Linked DNA regions of Homo sapiens: region 2 is linked to region 1. Evidence: chromatin loops called from intact Hi-C (ENCODE). Cell type or tissue: CD4-positive, alpha-beta T cell. All regions are shown on one strand. Each heading gives the region's core, and the rest is flanking DNA. Links, peaks and the distances in the headings are about the cores only.

Evidence for each region. Hi-C counts contacts between places; a loop is a spot of excess contacts. Peaks named below come from ENCODE experiments on the same cell type or tissue, not always from the same donor. Only the 100,000 strongest peaks of a DNase experiment are listed, where the experiment ranks them.
Region 2: a loop joins it to region 1, with 34 times the contacts of the local background. A loop is called at or near these places in 11 of 110 quality-filtered maps.

Annotation. Positions count from the first base shown.
Region 1 is chr12:110,095,926-110,103,674 of GRCh38, forward strand. It overlaps LOC105369976 (a long non-coding RNA gene), which reads right to left and starts at 6,451. Exons shown (of 3, transcript XR_945334.2): 1 at 6,293-6,451. RefSeq lists an enhancer at 6,379-6,673. In CD4-positive, alpha-beta T cell, for the core only: CTCF peaks have their summits at 4,455 (motif pointing right) and 4,654; a DNase peak (open chromatin) is centred at 4,456.
Region 2 is chr12:110,884,875-110,891,664 of GRCh38, forward strand. The region is part of intron 8 of CCDC63 (coiled-coil domain containing 63); the gene reads left to right. Among named protein-coding and RNA genes, the nearest start is that of MYL2, 32 kb to the right of the region's middle. In CD4-positive, alpha-beta T cell, for the core only: CTCF peaks have their summits at 3,330 (motif pointing left) and 3,530; a DNase peak (open chromatin) is centred at 3,297; H3K4me3 peaks cover 795 bases.

The DNA.
Region 1 (7,749 bases), core at 3,128-5,627:
AGTGGTGCGATCTCAGCTCACTGCAACCTCCACCTCCCGGATTCAAGTGATTATAGTGTCTCCTGAGTAGCTGGGATTACAGGGACCTGCCACCACGCCCAGCTACTTTTTGTATTTTTAGTAGAGACCAGGTTTCGCCATGTTGGCCAGGCTGTCTTGAACTCCTGACCTCAGGTGATCTGCCCACCTCGGCCTCCCAAAGTGCTGGGATTACAGGCGTGAGCCACCGCGTCTGGCCTCCATTTTAAAACTAATAATCGACCTAGTGAAATGAAGTCGTATGTCATGTGGTTTGGTTGGCGTTTCCCTAATACAAATTATTATGTGGTAAGCATCTTTTCATGTGGTCATTGGCCATGTGTATATCTTCTTAGATAAATGTCTATTCAAGTCCTTTGCTCACGTGTGACTTGGGTTGTCTTTTTGTCATTGAGTTAGAAGCATGGGGTTTTATTTATTTATTTATTTATTATTTTTGAAACAGAGTCTCACTCTTGTCGCCCAGGCTGGAGTGCAGTGGCGCAATCTCGGCTAACTGTAACCTCCACCTCCCGGGTTCAAGTGATTCTCCTGCCTCAGCCTCCTGAGTAGCTGGGATTACAGGCGCCTGCCACCACAGCTGGCTAATTTTTGTACTTTTAGTAGAGACAGGGTTTCACCATGTTGGCCAGGCTGGTCTCGAACTCTTGACTTCAGGTGATCCACCCACCTTGGCCTCCCAAAGTGCTCCCAAATTACAGGCTTGAGCCACTGTGCCCGGCCTTATTTATTTATTTTTTGAGACAAGGTCTCACTCTATCACCCAGGCTGGAGTGCAGTGGCACAATCATGGCTCACTGCAGCCTCAACCTCCTTGGCTCAAGCAATCCTCCCACCCACCTCAGTCTCTTGTGTAACTGGGACCACAAGCATGTACCACCACACCAGGCTAATTTTTGTATTTTCTATAGAGCCCAGGTTTTATCATGTTGCCCAGGCTGGTCTCAAACTCCTGGTCTCAAGTGTTCTTCCTGCCTCAGCCTCCCAAAGTGCTAGGATTAATAGTTGTGAGCCATGATGCCCAGCCTAAACTTTTAAATAGGGTGATCAGAAAAGATCTCCCTAAGATGATGACTTTTAAGTGAAGACCTTAAGAAGGTGAGAGGGTGAGCCAAGGAGATAACTGGGAAGAGCATTCCAGGCAGAGAGGACAGCAAATACAAAGATCCTGAGGCAAATCACTTTCATTTGTCTGTAACTCTGTTTTCCTGTCTGCAAATGGGGAGGAATAAGACCATGAAGCATCCCAACAAATGGTGGCAAATTATCAACACCTGGGCTCGCCCACTGCTCTTGCTCTTAAGCAAGATACTTAATGAATGTCTCAGAGCTTCAGTTTGCTCACCTGTAAAATGGTGATAATAACTGTACCAATCTCACAGTGTTGTCAGGAGAATTAAAAGACATATGCTTTGCCAGGGCCTGGCACACAGTAGTGTTCACAAATGTAGGGTTTGAACCCAGACTAGGAGGACTTCCAGTCCTGAGGGGTGATCATAGCTCACTGCAGCCTCGACTCCCCAGGCTCAGTGATCCTCCCACCTCAGCCTCTCAAGTAGCTGGGACTACAGGGCATCTGCCACCATGCCCAGCTAATTTTTGTATTTTTTGTAGAGACAAGTTTCACCATGTTTCCTAGGCTGGTCTCAAACTCTTAGGGTCAAGTGATGTGCCTGCCTTGGCCTCCCAAAGTGCTAGGATTACAGGCATCAGCCACCATGCCTGGCCCCTCTTCTTTTTTTCAGACAGAGTTTCGTTCTTGTTACCCAGACTGGAGTGCAATGGTGCAATCTCGGCTCACCGCTACCTCCACCTCCTGGGTTCAAGCGATTGTGCTGCCTCAACCTCCCGAGTAGCTGGGATTACAGGCATGTGCCACGATGCCTGGCTAATTTTGTATTCTCAGTAGAGACTGGGTTTCTCCATGTTGGTCAGGCTGGTCTCGAACTCCCGGCCTCAGGTGATATGCCCGCCTCAACCTCCCAAAGTGCTGGGATTACAGGCCTGAGCCGCTGCGCCCAGCTTTGCTTCGCTTCTCCCCTCCCATTCCCTCCCCTGCTCCTCTCCCCTCCCTTTCCTCTTCCTTTCCTCTTTCTTTTCTTTTCTTTTGAGTTAGAGTCTCACTCTGTTGCCCGGGCTGGAATGCAGTGGCACAATCATGGCTCACTGCAGCCTTGAACTCATGTGCTCAAGCGATCCTCCTGCCTCAGCCTCCCAAGTTGGGATTACAGGCATGAGCCACTGCACTTGGCTCAGTTCCCCTCATTTCTGTGAGAGAGTCTAAAGGGTTTCATGGTGGGGAAGCCTGTGGTCCATCCTGACTGCCTCCCTATGTTTTCCCCTATCTATGTTTTTAAAAGCATAATTTAACCAGCCTGGCCAACATGGTGAAACCCCATCTCTACTAAAAATGCAAAAAATTAGCCGGGTGTAGTGGCGGGCACCTGTAATCCCAGCTACTCAGGAGGCTGAGACAGAAGAGGTTCAAGTGAGGCGAGATTGCACCATTGCACTCCAGCCTGGGCAACGAGAGAGAAACTCCATCTCAAAAAAAAAAAAAAAGCATAATTACTTAGATTCTAACATCAAGCAGGGAGATTAGAGTCTGAATCCCAGCTTTCACCGAATGACCTTGGGCAAATGTCTTAACCTCTTTGAACTAATTTCTTCATCTGTGCCTCAATATTGTGGACAGGATTCAAGATCATATTGTGTCAACAGGAGAATTAACAGAGATAACGCAAGTGAGTATCACCAGCACGTGACAGGTGCTCAAAAAAAAAGTATTCCTGGTCAGACATGGTGACTCACGACTGTAATCCCAGCACTTTGGGAGGCCGAGGCGGGTGGATCATCTGAGGTCAGAAGTTCAAGACCAGCCTGACCAACATGGAGAAACCCCGTCTCTACTAAAAATACAAAATTAGCCGGGGTGGTGGCGCATGCCTGTAATCCCAGCTATTCAGGGAGGCTGAGGCAGGAGAATCGCTTGAACCCGGGAGGCGGAGGTTGCAGTGAGCCGAGATCATGCCATTGCACTCCAGCCTGGGCAACAAGGGTGAAACTCCGTCTCAAAAAAAAAAGTCTTCCCTCCACTATGGCTTCATCGTGTGTCTGCCCAGCAAATATGATTCGGGGCAATCAAAAAACACAAGATTATTTTAAATAGATCATCTTCAACACAAATTACCACAGTGTTTTGCTTTGTTTTGTTTTTTGGTGGCGAATAGATTGTGGGCCTTGGGGGGCGTCTCAAGTGAGTGCTCAGATCCCAGCTTCTGTGCTTTATTGGCTGTTGGACCTCCGGCGAGTGTCTTAACCTGTCTGAGCTTTAGTTTCCTGGCCTAACTTACAAAGTAGTTGTAAGAATCCAAGATAATTTTCGTAAAGCACCTAGCACCCAAGAGGACTTTGGGCCTTATGGGGCCGCAGTAGTTATCCAGCTATGAAAAAAAGGACAAAAGGCCAGGCACAGTGGCTCATGCCAGTAATTCCAGCACTTTGGGAGGCCGAGGCGGGTGGATCACTTGAGGTCAGGAGTTCGAGACCAGCCTGGCCAACATGGCAAAAACCTGTCTCTACTAAAAATACAAAAATTAACCAGGCGTGGTGGCACACGCCTGTAATCCCAGCTACTCTGGAGGCTGAGGCAGAATAACTTGAACCCAGGAGGCGGAGGTTGCAGTGAGCTGATATCACTCCACTGCACTCCAGCCTGGGCGACACAGTGAGACTCTGTCTCAAAAAAAAAAAAAAAAAAAAAAAAAGGACAAGAAACCCGAGCAGTTTGGGTGGCAAAGGAAGACCAGGAGAGAGAAATTCCAATCAGGCTATTTAGAAACGCCATGCAGAGCTGGGCACAGTGGCTCACACTTGTAATCCCAACACTTTGGGAGGCTGAGGCGGGCAAATCACAAGGTCAGTAGTTCAATTCCAGCCTGGCCAATATGGTGAAACCCCATCTCTACTAAAAATACAAAAATTAGCCAGGCATGGTGGCGGGCGCCTGTAATCCCAGCTACTCGGGAGGCTGAGGCAGGAGAATTGCTTGAACCTGGGAGGCAGAGGTTGCAGTGCGCCGAGATCATGCCACTGCATGCCAGCCTGGGCAACAGAGCAAGACTCTGTCTCAAAAAAAAAAAAAAAAAGAAAAGAAAAGAAAAGAAAGAAATGCTGTGCAGAGCCTAGTGAGAGTGAAATCAAAATCAACGAGTTTCCAGCCTTATTTTTCTCCCTCTAGAAAGAGCTAGGGATCAGGAATCTCAAATTTGGACTTCACTTTGTCCAAAGCTAACTCTGTGCCCTTGAGCAAATCTCTTCCCCTCTCTGTGCCTCAGTTTTCCAGGAATCCCTTTGTAAAGACCCTTTCCTCTCTGAAACCATGGTGGTACTGCTACTGACCAGCAGAGGGCAGTGATGCACCAACATTCTCTATGGATCTGCGTTGCTTTTGTCTGGCCTTGGACAAGAACATTTAAATAATTAGTTAGTGGTCTGTGTCACTCTTTTTCAAAGAGCCTTATTTTATCCTCAGCGCATAGTCAGAATAAGGTCTTGCCACAGTGCACAGATGAGGAAGTAGAGCCTCAGAAGCATAAGAAACTTAACCGGTAATTTTGGTCACACCACATCCTAAATTTAGACTATCAGAATGGTATGAACACATTGCTGTATGTCTGGGCTGCATGGCATCGATAATCCATTACCTGCTTTATGGTTCATGAAGCACTTTCTGATCCTCAATATCAGAATTCTCATCTTATTCTCCTCCAGTTTACAGGTGAGCAAACAGTGGCCTCTAGAGGTTATGTCATTTGGCTTAGCATTTTCTTGTTCTTTTTTTTCTCCAGGTGTTTTTTTGTTTGTTTGATTGTTTGTTTGTTTTGAGACAGAGTCTTGCTCTGACACCTAGGCTGGAGTGCAGTGGCGCAATCTCGGCTCAGTGCAACCTCCACCTCCTGGGTTCAAGCGATTCTCAGGCCTCAGCCTCCCGAGTAGGTGGGACTACAGGCAAGAGCCACCACGCCTGGCTAATTTTTGTATTTTTAGTAGAGACAAGGTTTCACCATGTTGGCCAGGCTGGTCTCAAACTCCTGACATCAGTTGATACACCTGCCTCAGCCTCCCACAATGCTGGGATTACAGGCGTGAGCCACCAAGCCCCTCCTCTTCAGGTTTTATTTATTTATTTTAGCAACAGGGTCTCACTATGTTGCCCAGGCTGGCCTCAAACTCCTGGCTTCAAGTGATCCTCCCACCTTGGCCTCCCAAGTAACTGGGATTTACAGCAGTGAGCCACTGCACCCGGCACTAGCATATTCACAATCAGCTCCATCTTACAGACTGGTTGACTCCCAGAAATATTAGCTTAACAACAGAACCTGGCGTTCTGCAGTTTTTATGTGATGAAATGTAGTGAGTGAGTGCTCATCCAAATATTGCTCCTTGTTTTGGAAAAGGAATTAAGCCCCTTTCCCTGTCTCAGCAGCCACACCATTATTAGCAATCCCATAGGAAACTGGAATAGCTTTACATAGACAGTGGTTCTCAAAAAGGACTATCAAATGACACACCTGTCCCCAACTCCAGATTCTGATATCCACACCCCAAACATCCAATCACTGGTTTTGATGGTCTTTTGACGTTGTTGTTTGTTTGTTGTTATAGTTTTTGTTTTTGTTTTGAGATGGAGTCTCGCTCTGTCGCCCAGGCTGGAGTGCAGTGGCACGATCTCAGCTCACTGAAACTTCCACCTCCCAGATTCAAGTGATTCTTCTGCCTCAGCCTCCCGAGTAGCTGGACTACAGGCGTGCACTACCATAAATTTTTTTTTTTTTTAGACAGAATTTTGCTCTTGTCACCCAGGCTAGAGTGCAGCGGCACGATCTCAGCTCACTGCAACCTCCGCCTCCCAGGTTCAAGAGATTCTCCTGCCTCAGCCTCCCGAGTAGCTGGGATTACAGGCGCCCGCCACCATGCCTGGCTAATTTTTGTATTTTTAGTAGAGACAGGGGTTTCACCATATTGGCCAGGCTGGTCTGGAACTCCTGACCTCAGGTGATCTTCCTACCGCGGCCTCCCAAAGTACTGGGATTACAGGTGTGAGCCACCGCGCTCGGCCTTGTTTGTTGTTTTGATCTGTTTGTGTGTGCTATGTCATCAACAGACTCCTGGGTTGGATAAGATGCTGTAACAGAAAAGTGCAACTCAAATTAGCTTAAACACGTAAACATTAGGAAAATTTCCACCTCACCTAACAAGTAAACTGCAAGGTAGCAAAGGTAGCTACTAAACAACAGCAGCAGCTTCTCTCCATTTTTTCACCTTCATCACGATGGGCAAAAGTGCCCTTTAGTGTGAGTCCCCCTCATGGATACAAGATGGCAACTGCATTCCCAAGCATGGCAGCCACAAGGGGGCAACACCCAAAGGAAGATAAAAGGCCTCTTCCTTGTGTCTCTTTATAAAAGGAACTACCCACCCCAGCTGATTTGCTCTCACATCTCATTGGCCAGAAATGGATCACGTGGCCCTGCCTAAACCAATCACTAGCCAGGGAATGAGATTGACATGAAGGCTTAGGCCTCTGGATCTCAACCAGCGGTGATTTTATCCTGGAGGGGACATTTGGTACTGTCTGCTCACATTTTTGATTGCCACAACTGAGGGCAGGATACTACTAGCAGCTACTGAGTAGAGGCCAGGGATGCTGCTAAAATCTTACGATGCAGGACAGCCCCACAGCAAAGAATTATTTGGCTTTTTAAAAAAGTTTTTCTTTCTCTTCTTAGGTATAGACTACCACGTAAACTGTGATTTGAAATATTGCTACTACTTGGCTGTCCCTACATCAGATTTTCATTTAAGTGGATTCCTCTGTAGTATTTCTCCTCTTCCTTCTCCTCCTTGAATCTCCCCAGTCTTTCCTTTTATAAAGTTGTTGAACCAATATCCTATTTAAAATTGTGTTTTGGGGGTAGCTGTCTTTATTACTGTCACTGTCTTATAAAACCAGAGATGACATATTTGTAAACAGAGCTTGAGAAATGAACGAGGCCCAGTGGAAGCAGAAAATTTGATGAGATTAGATTTTTTGTGAGACAGGGGTCTCGCTATGTTGCCCAGGCTGGTCTTGAACTCCTGGCTTCAAGCAATCCTTTCACCTTGGCCTTCCAAAGTGCTGGGAATCCTTGCGTGAGCCACTGCGCCTGGCCTTACCTGGCCTAAAATGTCAGCAGTGTTGGAAGGTGAGAAACCCTGGCATAGACCGATTCACTAGAGGATTCTTTCTCTACTGCAGGGCTTGGGGCTGGTATCTGCCCTCCATGAAGCACATAACTACAAGGAGGAGGGAGGACACCACACAAAATTGAGGTTCAGAGAATTTGAAAGAAGAACTTGGCGGGGGCTGGCTTTTGGGAAGGGGACCAAAAGTCTCTGAAGCCCTGATGCTGTGAATTTAGCTCCCAGCAGGCTCTAAGGAGCTCTGACACCGTGTGCCCTGCTGCTGGGAGTTAGGAATAGCACAGAATCAACACTTGGCCCTTGCCCTCACATTGCTTATAGGCCAGCTGTTTAAGCCAGACTGGCATTACTTCCTTTTTGCTATTATCGTTTATAGTGTTTCTTCATGGTAGAAAATACAGAAAGGAATACGGAAACAAAGCCAGAATCGCTCATACTCCTACCACTCAGAGAGAACCACACTAA
Region 2 (6,790 bases), core at 1,917-4,416, 790 kb after region 1:
TTTTAGTAGAGATGGGGTTTCATCATGTTGGCCAGGCTTGTCTCAAACTCCTGGCCTCAAGTGATCCACCTGCCTCAGCCTCCCAAAGTGCTGGGATTATATAGATGTGAGCCACCACACCTGGCCTGTAATTGTCTTTCAATGTATAGATACATTTCATGTATTCATGTCCCCCAACCCAATAGTGACTTTATAATCCATGGCATGTTTTATTAACCAGCATTCAGTAAACTACAGTCCATGGCTATTTCTGTGTAGCCCATGAGCTAAGAATGATTTTTACATTTTTAAAGGATTGTAAGAAGAAAAAAAAAAAAGAGAGAGAGAGAAATATGCAAGAGGGACCTGCAAAGCTGAAAGTATTTCTTATTTGGCCCCTTACCTGACCCTTGTTAATCAACAGTTTCGAGGAGTGAGAACTCATTCTCATCTTGGCGAGACTTGATGCACAGGCCCTGACAAGTCCTGCAGTAAAGAAGCCTGTCTACCTTTGTTGAACCCATAATTTCCCAAATGTCATTGGCTTCCTGGGCTATTTACACACCAGTACATAAATAAACATCCTTTGGAACTGTCTGCATGGAATAGAGTCTAAACCCTTTAGTGTGACATTCCAGCCCCTTCAAAATTTGGCTTCTACCTGCCTTTGCAGACACAGGTCCTGTTATGACCTCCAAGACACCCTCTGCTGCTGCCAGCCCCAGCTGTCCCATGCATTTCCCTCCGCCACTGCCTTCCCGTGCTATTCCCTCTCCCTCCCCTCCTTTTCTCTTCTGATGAAATCCTGCTCATTAGTCCTGACCCTGCACAAATGTCGCCTCCTCTGGGAATTCATTAGTCCTTCTTCTGCAGGCCCTGTCCTCTGCTTACATGATGAGGGGAGCTGCTTTCCTTTGCAATATGTCACTGTTTCCCAAATGTGGGGCATGCACGCTGGCCATGTGCAAACAGATTGCAGCTAGAATATAGGTGAAAACATTTTCATTTACTAGTGATGAATTAATTTTTAAAGGAATAATAGAGCTTGCAGAGCAAACTTGTGATTTAATGGATATTTACTTAGGGTAGTAAGTAATAATAACAGTAAACAAAGAATAATAAACATAATGGCTTGGTTTACAGAAAACTATTATAGATAATAACAGTCCATGTGGCTGCAAAAAATGGAGTGAAGGTGACTTTATCAATTAGGGTTGTCACAGGAAACAGCACAGCCAACATGGGTAAATTGGCCAGGCACAGTGGCTCACACCTGTAATCGCAGCACTTTGGGAGGCCGAGGCGGGTGGATCACCTGAGCTCAGGAGTTCGAGACCAGCCTAGGCAACATAGTGAAACCCTGTCTTTACTAAAAATACAAAAATGAGCTGGGCATAGTGGCCTGCACCTGCAATCCCACTACTTGGGAGACTGAGGCAGGAGAATCCTTTGAACCCGGGAGGTGGAGGTTGCAGTGAGCCGAGATGGCGCCACTGCACTCCAGCCTGGGTGATACAGGGAGACTTCGTCTCAAAAAAAACCAAAAAAAAACCCACCCCAAAAAACCACCAAAACCCAAAAATAAAATGGGTAAATTGAGGAGAGTTTTTAAAAAGGGACTGTTTCCAGACATCTAAGGAAATTAAGAAGGGAGCATGCGGGAGTAGCCAGAGCTCCAGAAATGGGTCAGGGGAGGGAGGAATGAGGATATGGCTGCCTGCTATGCCCTTCCTGGAGGGGTGCAGCCAAATTAGGGACGGGCCCAGGGGGTGGCAAATACCCCAACCTCCCTCTCCTCCCACCCTTTATCTCCCACTTGTGCCTCCCACTGGCTGGGCTACTCAGCAGCCAAGCACAAGGAAGCCCATTGGTGCAAGCCCTGCAGGTCCCAGGCAGGGCATGGGGAGGTGTGGGGTGGGAGGTGCACCCGGGGGTGGGGAAGACAGACTTGAAGGACCCTCATGCCACTCTCTGTCCCCCTCCCGGAAGGAGGTCTTCCTGGACAAGGGTCCAGGACAGGCACAGGAAATGGTTCTTCCCCAGAAATGACCTTGACCTCACATTCACCTTGAGGCTGCTCTCATCCTTTCCTCCTGCAGTCGCACAGCATCTCCTGCACAAGGACAAGTGCAGGTGCTCTGGTTCTCAGTCTCTCTATCTGTAGAATGGCACACACACTTGGACTAGAGGAGTCCTCCAAGTCCAAACTCTTTTTATAAAAAAAGTTTCAAACTTTTATTTAAAAAGCTACAAAACTTTTTTTTTAAATTTTCTTTCTTTTTTTCTTTTTTTGAGACAGAGTCTTGCTCTGTCACCCAGGCTGGACTGTAGTGGCACGATCTTGGCTTACTGCAACCTCCACCTCCCGGGTTCAAGCGATTCTCCTGCCCAGGCTCCAGAGTAGCTGGGACTACAGGCAGAGCCACCACACCTGGCTAATTTTTGTATTTTTAGTAGAGACAAGGTTTCATCATGTTGGCCAGGATGGTCTCGAACGCCTGAACTCAGGTGATCCGCCTGCCTCGGCCTCCCAAAGTGTTGGGATTACAGGGATGAGCCACCACGCCCGGTGGTGGCTTGCTCTGCAAGCTCTATTCTTATACAAAATGTTTTTGTTTAATCCCATGTTATGAGGAAACACTGGTACATAAAACATAGGAAATGGAGCAGACCTGGATGAAGGAGTGGCGGTGGGATGGGCCATGGGAGGGGGCTGGGACCCTACCTTTTTGCCTTCTTCTGGCACCTTTGCTCAGACTAAGGGATCAGGTTAAAAAAATTTTTTTTTAATTAAAAACAATTAGAATTCTAACATCTGACTTCACCCCTCCCTAGAGGGCTGGGGGCGGAGTCTCATAAACTAGCCTCCTGAGTTGCTGGGACTACAGGCGCGCGCCACCACGCCCAGCTAATTTTTGTATTTTTAGTAGAGACGGGGTTTCACCATGTTGGCCAGGATGGTCTCATCTCTTGACCTCGTGATCCGCCCACTTCGGCCTCCCAAAATGCTGGGAATACAGCGTGAGCCACCGCGCCCGGCCCCAGCCTTCTTTTTTAGTTTCGTTTGGTCTCCTCCACCTCCCCAAGTTGTTAAATTCTTAGTGGCAGTGATTTAAAAACCAGGATATTCCACATGAAAGTCTGAATTTCTGGTTTCCCTTGGAAAATCAGATCTGACACCTCCCGCCCACATTCCCGCGGGAATCCGAGTTCCTACAAACGGAGCCATCGGCTCCCTCTTCGCTCACAGAGACCAGCCAGGCTGAAGTGCTCCAGGGCCCGCAGAGCTTAGCGGGCCTTTGAGTTGCTAACTGAGGTTCAGGCGCGTCACCACTGTCCTCTGGCGTCCATTTGCGGTATTGCAGGGAAGGTCTTTGCGGGCAGGCCTGGAAGTGGGCAGGACCCTGAATTCTCGGGTCCCAGTGGGACACCGAGGGAGGACAAGCCCTAGCAGAGGGGTATGAGGACCCCAGCTGAATATCCTGACCTGATAGAAAATATTCCTGAGCTGAATTGGCCTTGATTTTCCCCACTCCTCATAAGGGGACCCTCTTCCTTAGGGTCATGACAAATATGTCTAAGATGGGTAAGCGCTGCCCTCTCTGGGCCTCAGTTTCCCCATCTGTAGAGTGATATTTGGACCAGAACAGTAGCTTCCAAGCTCTTTGTTAAGGTTACAGAACTATGACTTTTTGGGCTCAAATAGATCTGCAAATGCCTGTTGAATAAGTCCAGAGAGCACTGATTTCCAATGGTAAGACTTAATTTTGCAAAAAATGTTATAGGACAAAGATATGCTCACTGTAGAGAATCTGGAAAGCAACTAAGGATGGAAGGAATTTTAAACCACCCACTATCCCATTGCCTGAGACAATCACTGGTGACATTCTGAAATATTTCCTTCCAACTTCCAACTTTTTTTTTGGTCCTTCTTTCCTTCCTTCCTTCCTTCCTTCCTTCCTTCCTTCCTTCCTTCCTTCCTTCCTTCCTTCCTTCCTTCCTTCCTTCGTTTTTCTTTCTTTTTCTTTCTTCTTTTTTTGCAGGATCTCACACTGTCACCCAGGCTGGAGTACAGTGGCTTGATCTTGGCTCACTCCAGCCTCAATCTCCCTGGCTCAGGTGATCGTCTCATCTCAGCCTCCAGAGTGGCTGGGACTACAGGCACACACCACCACACCCAGCTAATTTTTGTATTTTTTGCAGAGATGAGGTTTCAGTGTGTTGCCCAGGCTGGTGTCAATGGTTGTGCTTTTCAAATGTAACATAGTTATTATCATATAAAGTTGTGTATCTGATTGAAGCAAATGTCCTTTTGGTTACTCGTTCATCCAGCAAGTATTTATTGAGCACCTACTGCGTTCCAGACACTGCTCTAGACCCTGATAATGTGGCAGTGAACAGGATGACAAAAAGTTCAGCCCTCACAGAACTGCTGTTTTGGCAGGGAGAAACAGACAATAAACAACAAGCCCAATACTTACGTAAGTTATAGAGTAAGTTAGAAAGGGAGATGCAGTGTGGGTAAAAAGATGAAGTCGCACAGCGTAAGACGGGTTTTGGAGCCGGTTGGGGCCCCGGGCAGTTGAGAAGTTAAGATCTGAGTGAACTTACAGGTGAAGGATTGAGCTGTCCAGATCTCTGGGGAAGAACGCTCCAGGCAGAGGAAACAGCAACAGCACACGCAAAGGCCCTGACGCAGCTTGCAAGCAGGCCAGGGTGTCTGGCGCACAGAGAGAGACATGGGAGGGAGAGGGGATGAATCTGGGAGGTGAGGGCTGCTGGGCACATTTCCAGAAGAGGTTTTGGCCATTTCTCAGAGAGGCAGGGGCCATGGGAGATCTCCGAGCAGGGGAGCGGTGCCATCGACTCAGGTTATTGATGCAATTTGCAAAATAGTAAAAAGTCTCAATGTGAATCCCATCACCTGGATATGGCATTGGTTCATCTTTTTGGTAGAGATCCCCCACCCCACCCCTGCCCTGTAAAGATCGGAAGACTCACTTCCTTTCTTTTTTCCTTTTTCCAAAATCATATATTTTTTTCCGATTAGAATTTTTTTTCACAATTTGGAAAATACTAAAAAGTATAAATACAACCTCCAAATCAGGAATAATTCCATCACACGGACATAGCATTGTTTCATCTTTTTGGTAGAGTTCTTTCTGCTTTTTTAAAAATTAAAAATTTTTAGCACTTTGGGAGGCCGAGGTGGGCGGATCACTTGAGCCCAGGAGTTTGAGACCAGCCTGGGCAACATGGCGAAACCCCATCTCTACAAAAAATACAAGACACAAAAAGAAATTAGCTGGGTGTGATGGTGTGTGCCTCTAGTCCCAGCTACTCAGAAGGCTGAAGTGGGAGGATTGCTTGAGCCTGGGAGGTCGAGGCTGTAGTGAGCCAAGATCGCACCACTGCACTCCATCTGGGCAAGAGAGCAAGACCCTGTCTCAAAAAAAAAAAAATTTAAAAATTAAAGGAGATGAGCCTTCCAATCTTTACAGGGGGAAAAAAAGCAAGATAGAGCTCTTACCAAAAACATGAAGCAATGCTATGTTAGGAGATGGGATTCTTCCTGATTTGGGTTTGTATTTGTTCTTTGTAGAATTTTCCAAATTGTGTAAATATATTATTATACACCTGTGGGAAAGTGTAGGCAATTCAGAAAAACATAAAGAAAAAGTAAAAGTCACCAAGATATCATGACCTGGAGATAATTAACATTTTATTGACACTGCTTTATGAAGGCAGTGTGTGGTTACACGTTTGCACACATAGACAGACACACACACACACGCCCATTTACAAGCCTGTTTGTAGTACTAGATCATACTAGACAGTTCATGCTATTCTGTAAACGTTTTGTTTCCCAACAACTTACCATAGATACCTCCCAACATCTTCTATTTTTTTCCTCCTTTTCTTTTTTTTTTTTTTTTTTTTTTGAGACAGGATCTTGCTCTATCGCCTGGCTGGAGTGCAGTGGCGGGATCTCGGCTCATTGCAACCTCCGCCTCCTGGGCTCAAGGGATTCTCCTACCTCAGCCTCCCGAGTATCTGGGGACTACAGGCATGTACCACTACATCTGGCTAATTTTTGTATTTTTTTGTAGAGATGGAATATCACAATATTGCCCAGGCAGGTCTCAAACTCCTGGGCTCAAGTGATCTGCCCACCTTGGCCTCCCAAAGCACTGGGATAACAGGCATGAGCCACCATGCCCAGCCTGCTGTGTTTTTTTAATGGCTTCTGGAGACCCTAGATGCTCTGTAGCATGGAATCACAAGATGCTTCTTAAAAATGCACATTCCAGGCTGGGTGTGGTGGCTCATGCCTGCAGTCCCAGCTACTCAGGAGGCTGAGATGGGAGGATCGCTTGAACCCGAGAGGCAGAGGTTGCAGTAAGCTGAGATCACACCACTGCACTCCAGCCTGGGCAACAGAGCAAGAGCTTGTCTCAAAACAAACAAACAAACAAACAAACAAACAAACCAAAAAACAAAAAAAATGCATTCCTGTCCAGGCACAGTGGCTCACACCTGTAATTCCAGCATGTTGGGAGGCTGAGGCAGGAAGATTACTTGAGCACTGGAGTTCAAGACCAGCCTGGGCAACATAGTGAGACTCCGTGTCTACAGAAAAATTTTTAAAAAATTAGTCAGGCATGTGCCTGTGGTCCCAACTGCTTGAGAGGCTGAGATGGGAGGATCGCAGTCAAGGCTTCAGTGAGCCGTGATTATGCCACAGCACTTCAGCCTGGGTGACAGAGAGAGACCCTTTCTCAAAAAAAAAAAAAAAAAAAAAGAAGAAGAA